Linked DNA regions of Homo sapiens: region 1 is linked to region 2. Evidence: read pairs that join two places in POLR2A ChIA-PET (ENCODE). Cell type or tissue: PC-3. All regions are shown on one strand. Links, peaks and the distances in the headings refer to the core of each region. The heading gives the core; the rest is flanking DNA. Region 1 overlaps USP53 (ubiquitin specific peptidase 53). Region 2 overlaps SYNPO2 (synaptopodin 2).

Region 1 (5,388 bases), core at 335-5,334, 270 kb after region 2:
ACTTTATGGTTAATTTTTCAGTCATGGTCATGTTTTAGATAGAAAAAGTGATGCACATCTAAACTGACAATATTTTTCATGTGTAATTTATTAAAGTTTTAAGTTCATAGGCCAGATTTGGGATTGCTTCTTTTTTTGTAGCAATGAGGTTGAAAGAATGTTGGAAAGGCATGAACGCTTTAAACCTGAAATGTTTGCAGAATTGCTACAAGCAGCAAATACAACAGATGACTATAGGAAATGTCCTGTAAGTATAGTTTGGAGAATATTAGTATGCTTCTTGTTTTGTAGATTTGAAAATAGGCATTCAGATATTATCATGTAAATATTGATTCTATATCTAGAATTAGCTTTAAGAATTTTTAAAAAATATTATTTTAGATTATACCATGTGTATCATTTATCTTAGCATAAATTGTTTAAAAACTCCTAAGTTTGTGAAGCATATATTGATTAAATTTTTTCAAAGTTCTGAAATTTATCATTTGATTACAGAGAAAGTTTCTTTTCAGTAAACTTGATGAATGATGAATGATACTCTTTTCTCATCTAATATATTTGTTACTGACTTCAAGAGTTTTATTTCTGCTTTTTTTTAGGTTGAATTCTTACTTTAACAGATTTACAAAATTATCAAAGAATACTTTTATTTAAAATAAACTTCTTTTTTAATCAATAATTAAGACAAACAGCTTGTTAGAAGTCAATTTTTAGTATACTGAATAAATTGCAGATATGTGTTAAAATTGTCATTATATAATGCAAACTGTGTAAGGCTGCCTGGTTTATCTGTTTTCATAATTTTAAAACTTTTATGTTTTTCTGTAGAGTAACTGTGGCCAAAAAATAAAAATTCGCCGTGTTTTAATGAATTGCCCAGAGATTGTTACAATTGGTTTAGTCTGGGACTCCGAGCATTCTGACTTGACCGAAGCTGTTGTTCGGAATCTAGCAACACATCTTTATCTTCCTGGGGTATCTTATCTATTTTCATTCCCTTCCCTTTTATTTTCAAATTCTTCTAAAACATCATCCTGATGTTTTATCTGATAACGACAAGTTTAATCAAATCAGGCTAACTGGAATGCCTTTACTACATAGACTAGGAATGGCTTTCAATTACAAACTAAACTGTCTCATGGCTTTTGCTTCTTTCACTCTAAAATCATGATGATTGATGATTTTTTATGTATGGCCATGATTGTAAATATAAATATTGTTAACTTAGAAAGGTTTAATATTTAAAATTCATCTAAAGCACTGATCTCTCTCTTTTTTTTTTTTTTTTTTTTTTTTTTTGCGGCAGAGTCTTGCTCTGTCACTCAGGCTGCAGTGCAGTGGTGCAATCTTGGCTCACTACAACCTCTGCCTCCCAGGCTCAAGCAATTTTCATGCTTCAGCCTCCCTAGTAGCTGGGATTACAGGCATGCACCACCATACCCAGCTAATTTTTTGTATTTTTAGTAGAGATGGGTTTCACCATGTTAGCCAGGCTGCTCTCGAACTCCTGGCCTCAAGTAGATCCACCTGCCTTGGCTTCCCAAAGTGCTGGGATTACAGGCGTGAGCCACCACACCCCGCCATGATCTCTTGTTATGCTTGTTACTTTCTTGGTATATTTTGATTTGGTTCATGTTACAATTAAAGTTTTGGATAATTATCTTTTAGATAATATGTTTAATGAACATTCAAATATGTGATTCAGTCAAGAATTACCAGAAATGTGGAATTTATCTCATATTTTGAATTTCTTTATGAAAAGTGTCAGTCATGTGTCATTAGAGATACTCTATTATTGCTAAACTAATTTGTAGTGAATTCGTTTTATTGGACTTAAAGTTTTATGAATGAATTAAAAGTGGTAATTCTGTTAACAATGTGATGTCAGTGGTGCCTTCAAGTAATAATATAATATTAGATTGGGGCAGTATGCATGAGAAATATTTCATTATGTGTCAAAGACATGATTCATCTAATTATTCCTCATTTTACAAAAGATGTAGTGTTAAGTGTACATTACCAATTTTTTTAAACAGCTTTTTTATAGAGTTACTGATGAAAATGCCAAAAATAGTGAACTTAACCTTGTTGGTATGATCTGCTACACCAGCCAACATTATTGTGCCTTTGCATTTCACACCAAAAGTTCCAAATGGGTATTTTTTGATGATGCAAATGTGAAAGAGGTAAGTGACACTTTCTTTAATTGAAATAATTACTGTGATTTTTACTTTTTGTTAATAAATGATATATTGATATTAATATTCAAAAGGATGATATAATTAATATGTAAAATAGTAATAAATGAACATGATGATAGCATCAGTAAGTTCAAACTTTCTTTTGTTATTCTTGAAATTGGCTTATTTTGAAGCCAGCTTTTAAACCAGTCCATTTCCAGAATAATAATAAGTAAACTAATGAATATTAGTATACAAATATGTAACTATCAGTGATCTGTGTGTCAGTGATGATCCTTTTTGCCTGACGCATACTTGCTATATTTACTTTTTTGTGGATGATTCACAGTAGTTTTGTATAACTAGTGATGAAAATATGCTTGCCTTTATTTTTATTATGACAATTTTTTTCAAATTTTGTGTGTAGAATACAGAAATAGATATATCAGTTATATCTTTTGGTAATTACAGTTGACCCTTGAACAACATAGGAGTGCCAAGCCCTCTGTGCAGTTGAAAACCCACATACCACTTTCGACTCCCTCAAAACTTAACTGCCAACAGCCTACTATTGACAGGCAGCCTTACCAAAAACATAAACAGTCAATTAACACATATTCTGTATGTTCTATATATTATATACTGTACTCTTACAGTAAAGTAAGCAAGAAAAAAAGTTACTTAGAAAATTATAAGCAAAAGAAAATATATTTACCACTCACTAAGTGGAAATGGATCATCATAAAGGTCTTCATCCTTGCTGTCTTCACGCTGAGTAGACTGAAGAGGAGGAAAAGGAAGATTGCTTTTGCTGTCTTGGGTGACAGAGGCAGAAGAAAATTCACATATAAGTGAACCTGTGCAGTTCAAACCTGTGTTGTTCAAGGGCCAACTGTAATTTGTTTACTCAAATAGTAATAATATTGTCTAGAAAAGTAGTGAATAGTAGTTCTTAATAAGGAGTATTGGAATCACGAGGAGCTTTTAAAAAAACATATATTCCTGGATTCCTAAAGTTTTGATTCAGTGGTGTAAAGCCAGGTATCTGAAATTTTAAGTTCTACAGGAAATTCAGACATAACACAGTTGAAAATTATTGGTCTTGTCAAGGCTTACTGGCTTTGGCAATCTTTATTAAGTAGTAAACTCATTTAAAAATACAAGTTCTTTGGTTGTTATAAGCAAATGATGTAGAATTCTATTTAGTTCCATTTTATTAATATATAACAAAAGGCCATTTATCAGCACTGTGATTAAGACAATACAAATTCAAATGTTTGGTATTTAGTGGACTTCTGATTCTACCCATGAAGGATTAACTGCTATAGAAATAGCCATTTCACTGTTTAAAACTAGGACATAGGTGAAACAACTCAAGACATTGAACAACATGCAGTTGAACAGAGAAAAGGGAAACAAATGAGTTCAGCTCTATAATTACCCCCTGCTTACTGCCTAGAGGTAGTTTCTGGGTTGCAGTGCAGGCAGTGGGAGCCCAAACAAAGCCTAGTAGTGTCACTGAGTTCTGGAGACTGAAACTGGAGTTCAGGGAGGCCTAGATGGCTAAAATTTGCAGGACAGAATACTAGAAAGAAAACTGTACAGGGAAAAAGTTCTGGAAATTGACAGAAGGGTTCCTTGGAATTTTTGGCTAAATTGTGATTTGTGCATGTGAGGGGTGAACCCACACAAGTTTGGGGTTAGTTGGGAAAGATGGGAAGCATCACTGGAAAACAAAAGGTAAAACAATTCTCAAAAATCATACAAGGTTAGTAATAGTTTGTATCCCCACCATAAAGAGTGGAGAGATGATATAACATGTAGGCATTAGCTGGAACCTTCAGAAAAGTATTACCTTGATAATGGGGCTAAGTTATTCCTAGGCTGAAGGTTGCTCTGGACCTGATATTAAAAAGCTTAAAACAAGGCCGGGCTGGTCACGGGGGCTCATGCCTATAATCCCAGCACTTTGGGAGGCCAAAGTGGGCAGATCACGAGGTCAAGAGATCAAGAGCATCCTGCCCAACATGGTGAAACCCCGTCTCTTCTAAAAATACAAAATTTAGCATAGTGGCACCCACCTGTAGTCCCAGCTACTCAGGAGGCTGAGGCAGGAGAATTGCTTGAACCTAGGAGGCAGAGGTTGCAGTGAGCCGAGATCGCGCCACTGCACTTCAGCCTGGTGACAGAGTGAGACTCCGTCTCAAAACAAACAAACAAAAAAAGCTTAAAGTCTTGAAAGTTCAAAGCTAATCCCACTTTTAAAATAACAGAACAAAATTCAATACCCAAGACTACAAAGTTCAATGAAATTCAATATGCCACTTCAAAATAGCATTCAATAAAAAATTACCAAATATTCAAAGAACCTGAAGAAAAATTAATAAAAACAGACCAGAAATGACTGAGATGGGACTATCAGGGGAGGATAGTAAAACTACTATTTATATATAGGGATTTCTTAGATAACATTTAATAAGCATGAACCATAAAAATAGCTGGTAAATTAGACTTCATTGAAAGTTAAAATTTTTGTTCTTCAGTAAGATACTATTAGGAGAATAAAATGACAAACCGTATACTGAGAGAAAATATTTGTGAAGCATTTATCTAATAAAGACTGTATCCAGAATATTGAAAGAACTCTTAAAATCCAATTAAAAAATCAGCAAAAAATGTTGACAGTTCACCAATGAATATACATGAATGGCCCTTGAAATGATATTCAGTACATCATTAGCCACAATGGAAATACAAATTTAATTCATAATGAGATTCTAGTACTCATCTGTTGTAATGGCCAAAATTAAAAAGACCAGTAGTTGGTGAGGATAGGAACAGCTGGATCTCTCACACAAGGTTGATGGAACCACAAAATTGAACATTCACTTTCAAAACTGTCAGTTTCTTATAAATTTAAACATATATTTTCCATATAACCCAGCAAATCCACTCCTGTGAAAATGTAAGTCCATGTAAAACGTGTACTTGAATGTTCATGGTAGTTTTCATAATGCCCAAACTAGAAATGACTCAAATGTCAGCAATTGGTGAATGGATGAACAAATTGTGGTATAGCTATACAGTGGAATATAATACTCAGCAAGAAGGACTGAACTATTGAACTGACACATGCAATAATGTGAAAAAATCTCAGAAGCATTATGCTAAGAAGTGAGATATAAATGACTACATGCTATGATTCCAT
Region 2 (5,388 bases), core at 113-5,112:
TAATAAAGGTAGAATAAAAGAAGAACTAGTCTAATAACTTTCTTCTAAGACTACAGTGAAATTTATTTTATCTCATAACATCGAATGTCCCAGCTAAGGAACATCAAGGAGAAATTTGATGCTTTTCATTCTTTAGAATTTCACTTTGATGCAGATAATGTTGCATTAGTTATTCTTAATTTTACTCTCTTCACTTATTAAAATGCCTAATATGGGCCAGGCATGGTGGCTCACGCCTCTAAATCCCAGCACTTTGGAAGGCTGAGGCAGGAGGATTGCTTGAGCCCAGAAGTTTGAGATCAGCATGGGCAACACAGGCTGATCGACAAAAAATAAAACAAAGTTCCCTGGGTGTGGTGGTGAGTGCCTGTGGTCCCAGATATTTGGGAGGCTATTTGGGAGGATCACTTGAGCCCTGGAGGTTGAGGCTGCAGTGAGGAAAGATCATACCTCTGCACTGCAGCCCACATGAAAAAAAAAAAAAAAGCCTAATGTGAACTCGAATTACTGCTTCTAGATTATTTTCTTCACTTAGTACTGATGCATCTGAAAGTAGAATGAGAATTGTATTGCTATTTAAGTATATTAGCAGTGTTATTACTCTGCTCCATTTTTGTTTTTAAAACATCCATTTTTATAATCACCTACTCTATGTCTAGGTCTTTAACATACCTTTTATATATTCTTCATAACATATAAGATGTGTATAATCATTATAACCTTACAGAAAAGGAAAGGGACTCAGAAATATTCTGTACCATGTGAAGTACTTTAGTTCAGAGTCTGGCAGGTAATAATTCTCAATAAATATTAAAATTATCATTATTTTTCCCAAAGCCACAGAGCTATTGGTTGGGAGAATTTGAGCTCAAATTCAAACATAACAACATGTTTTTGCTAATCTGCACATGTACTGCCTCAATTTTCACACTTGATTTCATGAGCAGGAAAGTTATTTTAGTCCTGTTTATTTGAATAGCTAGAGCAAATATTGCATAAACTATTATTTGCCAGTACTTCTAACATTAATTTATGTGAATGTACACCTGTGTAGCTTGTTGTATTTGTTCTATTTTGGTTTGGTTTTTAGGTTTTAATATTGTACACTGTCATGTTTTTATGAAAACCAATAATTTAGTGTTTTTTTTTTTTCCTGGGGATGGGAAAAAGGTGTTAATGGAGAAGCAAATAAATGTGAAATGAAACAGTTCTGCCCCAGGGAACAGCAGGAAACTTCCCTAAAAGCAGAGGTTCCTAACACAACCTTATACAGCAGGTTGAGCAAAACCTAACTCTAAAAATGGTACTTGCTTTCAACTACAAGACAGGACATTTGGATTCTGTTTAGTTTCCAACTGAAGTTTTGGAAAGTACATCCAGCATTTCCTTTAGAAAAGCTCCAAGGAGTTTCTTTACCTACGAGTTATTCTGAAAAACATTTGTGAAAATGTGGGCTTTTATTTTTATTAATAAATGGCCACAGCTTTCATTTTGGGAGGAATTCAATTGACATTATGATGAGGAGTTTCAGGTCCAGACATCCTGTGTGCCCTTTTCTCTGTAAGCACAGCTGTGAGAGCTACAGGAGCCTCACACTTGGCTTTGCCCAAGCACAGTGCCGGCATCTCTGCGAAGGTTGGTGGCCAAGGAGCCTCCACAGGAAACATGCACCTTCCCCCACCCCAAAGTCATCGAATCGCTTCAGACTTGAGGGTCTCCACATCTTGACAGAAGGCTCAACTTTGATGAAAACTTCTCTGGAAGAACACTCAACTGGTACTTATGGTGACCAAGCAGGTCTTACAGTTCCCTTCCTCAGTTAAAACAACAAAAAAAGAACAAGGTGGTCACACATAAAACAAGAGTCATTGAATTAGGCCAGAGCTAGGCTTTGGAAATTGAATTTAAAGGCCTGGAACTAGGGATCTTAACTGCATACTTTAATGTTTAAACACAGGGCAGTTGACTTGGGAAAGCATCTGAGCTTGGTTCCGGCTGCACTCAGCTGCTTTAGCCTGCTGCCCTTGCCAGAAGACCCTGAATACATTTGAAAGCATCAGGCCCTGGCTCATGATTATGCCTGTGGGATGTTGTGCCCATAGCTTGAGAGGAGGTGTTCATCTTCTGGGGGAGTAAACAGCATGTGAAGAGGTTTCTGGAGTGTAACTGGGAATAGCTAAGGCTTTGGCAAGCTTAAGACTGAGTGAGAGTCAGAGCCTGAAACTGTGACTCAAATTGGCATATGATTCTGAACTTGTTTGCACCATTCTCTAATTGTTTCATGTGTGATCATATCTCCCTAGCAAGCCTGAGGGCATCTGAAGACAGAGAGCATGCTATTTTTGATTTCCCAAAAGAATCTGACAGAGTCACGGACTCGTTTTATTGACTGACAGTCAGTGCTAGCAGTGACTTCAGCTGCAAGTAAAAAAACAGTTTGTGTTCTGAGTAATAAAGGAATGTGTCATATAGTCATGCTTCCATGGAATATCATTGATTCATCATGATAGAAATATCCTGTGAAGCAAACATAAGCCAAATGCACACAGTAACTGGGAATCTTGTGGCACAGACAGAAGAAATAAGTGGATGTACTAAGAGTTAGGGACTTGGTGGAGGAGGCCTAACTTGTGTTCACGCAGGGACACAGACAGAAGCTCTCCAAGGAGACAACACCAAGAGTCCCTGAGAGTAAGCCCTGAGGCTGCAAAGACCCCCGTCCATCAGTAGACCGATCCACTTCACTCATTCATGTACTCTCTAATTCAGATGTTAAATCTTTCATGAATACAGAGATGAATATACATGGCCTCTGCCCCTAAAGGTGAGACATATTTGTAAACAGATACATTAAAACATCAAGCATAATCCCATATGGCAGAGTGATTTAATGAGAAGACGGAAATGGGGCTGGCTTTGCATACAGGTTTTGTGATCTATTATTGGCTGTATGACTTGGATTTTTTTTTAGCCTGTTTTCTCCTCTGCAAGTATGGGTAATAATACCTATCATATTGGATTATTGAAAGAATGAAGGGAGAAACACATAGAACTGACAGCTCACATGGTGCACAGGATGGACCCTCAGGAAATGTTCTATTCCTTTCTCTCACAAAGAAACGTGCAGTGCTGTGGTTGCTCAGAGGCAAGAGCAATGGCTGCCTGAGAAAAGGAGGAGAGACTTCTCCCAGGAAATACATCTTTGCTTGACCCTGAAGAATCAATAAGTCCCTTATTGAATTATTTATTCCGCAGATGTTTACAGAGCACTATTATACACCAAATATTGTGCCAGATGCTGGGGATAAGATGGTGAACAAAACAGACATGGTCCTTGTTCTCATGGATCTTACCTTCCAGACAGAGTGACAGACCAGACCAAACAAATAGACCCAGCAATTCTGAGCAGGGAGGCTAAGCTGGATAATTGGTTTTTGTTTGTTTGTTTGTTTTTGAGACAGAATCTCGCTCGGTCGCCCAGGCAGGAGTGCAGTGGCGCAATCTCAGCTAACTGCAATCTCTGCCTCCCGGGTTCAAGCGATGCTCGTGCCTCAGCCTCCTGAGTAGCTGGGACTACAGGTGCGTGCCACCATACCCCACTAATTTTTGTATTCTTAGTAGAGATGGGGTTTTACCATGTTGCCCAGGCTGGTCTCTGTTTTCCTGACCTCAAGTTATCTGCCCGCCTCGGCCTCCCAAAGTGCTGGGATTACAGGTGTGAGCCACCATGCCCGGCCTAAGCTGGATAATTGTAACCCTCAAATGCATTCAGGGGCTTCCGGCAAGAGCACCAGGTGAAAGCAGCTCCACATGCAGCCTGAACTGGGCCAACAGGCCCTTCCAAGTCAACTCCTTTGGGTTTAAACATAAAATTGTGCAGCTAATACCATCAGTTCCAGGACTTTAAATTCAACTTCCCGGGCCTAGTTCTGGCCTAATTAAATGACTCTTTTTAGTGCGTGACCACTTTTTATTTATTTTTTATTATTTTTTGAGACGGAGTCTTGCTCTGTCACCCAGGCTGGAGTGTAGTGGGGCCATCTTGACTCACTGCAACCTCTGCTTCCCAGGTTCAAGCAATTCTCCTGCCTCAGCCTCCTGAGTAGCTGCGATTACAGGCACGCACCACCGCACCTGGCTAATTTTTGTATTTTTAGTAGAGACAGGGTTTCGCCATGTTGGACAGGCTGGTCTTGAACTCCTGACCTCAGGTGATCCACCCGCCTCAGCCTCCCAAAGTGTTGGGATTACAGGCATGAGCCACCGCACCCGGCCTGTTTTTGTTTTTTTAATTAAGGAAAGGAACTGCATGACCTACTGCTCATTATAACTACCAGTGGAATGCTCTTCAAGAGAAGTTTCCATCAAAGTTGAGCCTTCTATCAAAGTCTAAGATTGAAGTGATTAGACTTTGGGAGACAGAGCAGGGGTGGGGGAGAAGAAGAGAAAGAAGAAAGAGGTATATGTTGCCTATTGAAGCTCCTTAGGCACTGACTTTTGCAGAGATGCCTGAATGGTGCTTGGGGCAGAGCCAAGTAGAGACTCCTGTAGTTCTAACAATTGTACTTAGAGGGAAAGGGGCTGGGAGGACTTCTGGCCTCATATCATCAAAGAATCAATGGGTAAGAAACAGCAGGCAATGCAAAGGGTGAGAGGAGGAGCATTGTAAGCAGAAACAGTACATAGAAATGCCCCGAAGCAGAGAAGTGCTTGGCTGAGGAAGTGAAAGTATAGAATAAAACGGGGAGAGGATAGTGCTTAATGGAGTTCGACTGGAAAGGATTCAGGGGAGTTCATTCCAGAGTGAACAGCATGTGCAAAGGTGTAGAGTCTTAAAAGAGTCTGACACGGTCTAAGAATAGGGAGAACTTCATTGTGGCCTCACTTTAGCCTGGAGGAAAAAGAGGGCGGCAGGAGATGGTGCTAGGGAGGTAGGTGGAGGTCAGATTGTGGGGGATCTTGCTTGTATGATAAGTGAAGACATTTACATTTTGTTCTGTTTATAGGCAAGACTCTACACAGGTTTTTTATGTGGAAGGGTGGATGCATGATTTGATTATGGTAGTGTAGAGGATGGATTAAAAGTGAAGAGATTGGAGGGGAGTTCAAACACCAGGCTGCTGAAACAGTCTGAGGAAGGACTGAAATAAAACTGTGACAAAGAGGACTGGATTCAAGGGACAATCCTGAAGTAGAAGCAACATGATGTAAGAAATAATGGAGTGAGGGTGTGATGAATCAAGGATGACAATGAGGTTTCCAATTTCGGAAGCACACATTCCAGGAGCCATCACAGTGATGGTGCCATCACTTGTCAGGTAGCCTCTGGAAAGCTCCCCTGTATACTCATAAAAGTGAAAGTGACAATGCCTTATTATTATTAGGAAA

The links. ChIA-PET counts read pairs that join two places held together with the same protein. Peaks named below come from ENCODE experiments on the same cell type or tissue, not always from the same donor. Only the 100,000 strongest peaks of a DNase experiment are listed, where the experiment ranks them.
Region 1: POLR2A ChIA-PET joins it to region 2 with 6 read pairs; 2 of 35 experiments call an interaction of 5 or more read pairs at or near these places.

What each region holds. Positions count from the first base shown.
Region 1 is chr4:119,259,679-119,265,066 of GRCh38, forward strand. USP53 (ubiquitin specific peptidase 53) reads left to right here. Exons shown (of 19, transcript NM_001371395.1): 10 at 142-247; 11 at 829-975; 12 at 2,037-2,186. Among named protein-coding and RNA genes, the nearest start is that of ARLN, 38 kb to the right of the region's middle. In PC-3, for the core only: no CTCF peak of the experiment used is centred there; no DNase peak of the experiment used is centred there; H3K27ac peaks cover 543 bases.
Region 2 is chr4:118,987,173-118,992,560 of GRCh38, forward strand. All of the region lies in intron 1 of SYNPO2 (synaptopodin 2), which reads left to right. Among named protein-coding and RNA genes, the nearest start is that of SYNPO2-AS1, 5.1 kb to the left of the region's middle. In PC-3, for the core only: no CTCF peak of the experiment used is centred there; a DNase peak (open chromatin) is centred at 2,369; H3K27ac peaks cover 3,409 bases.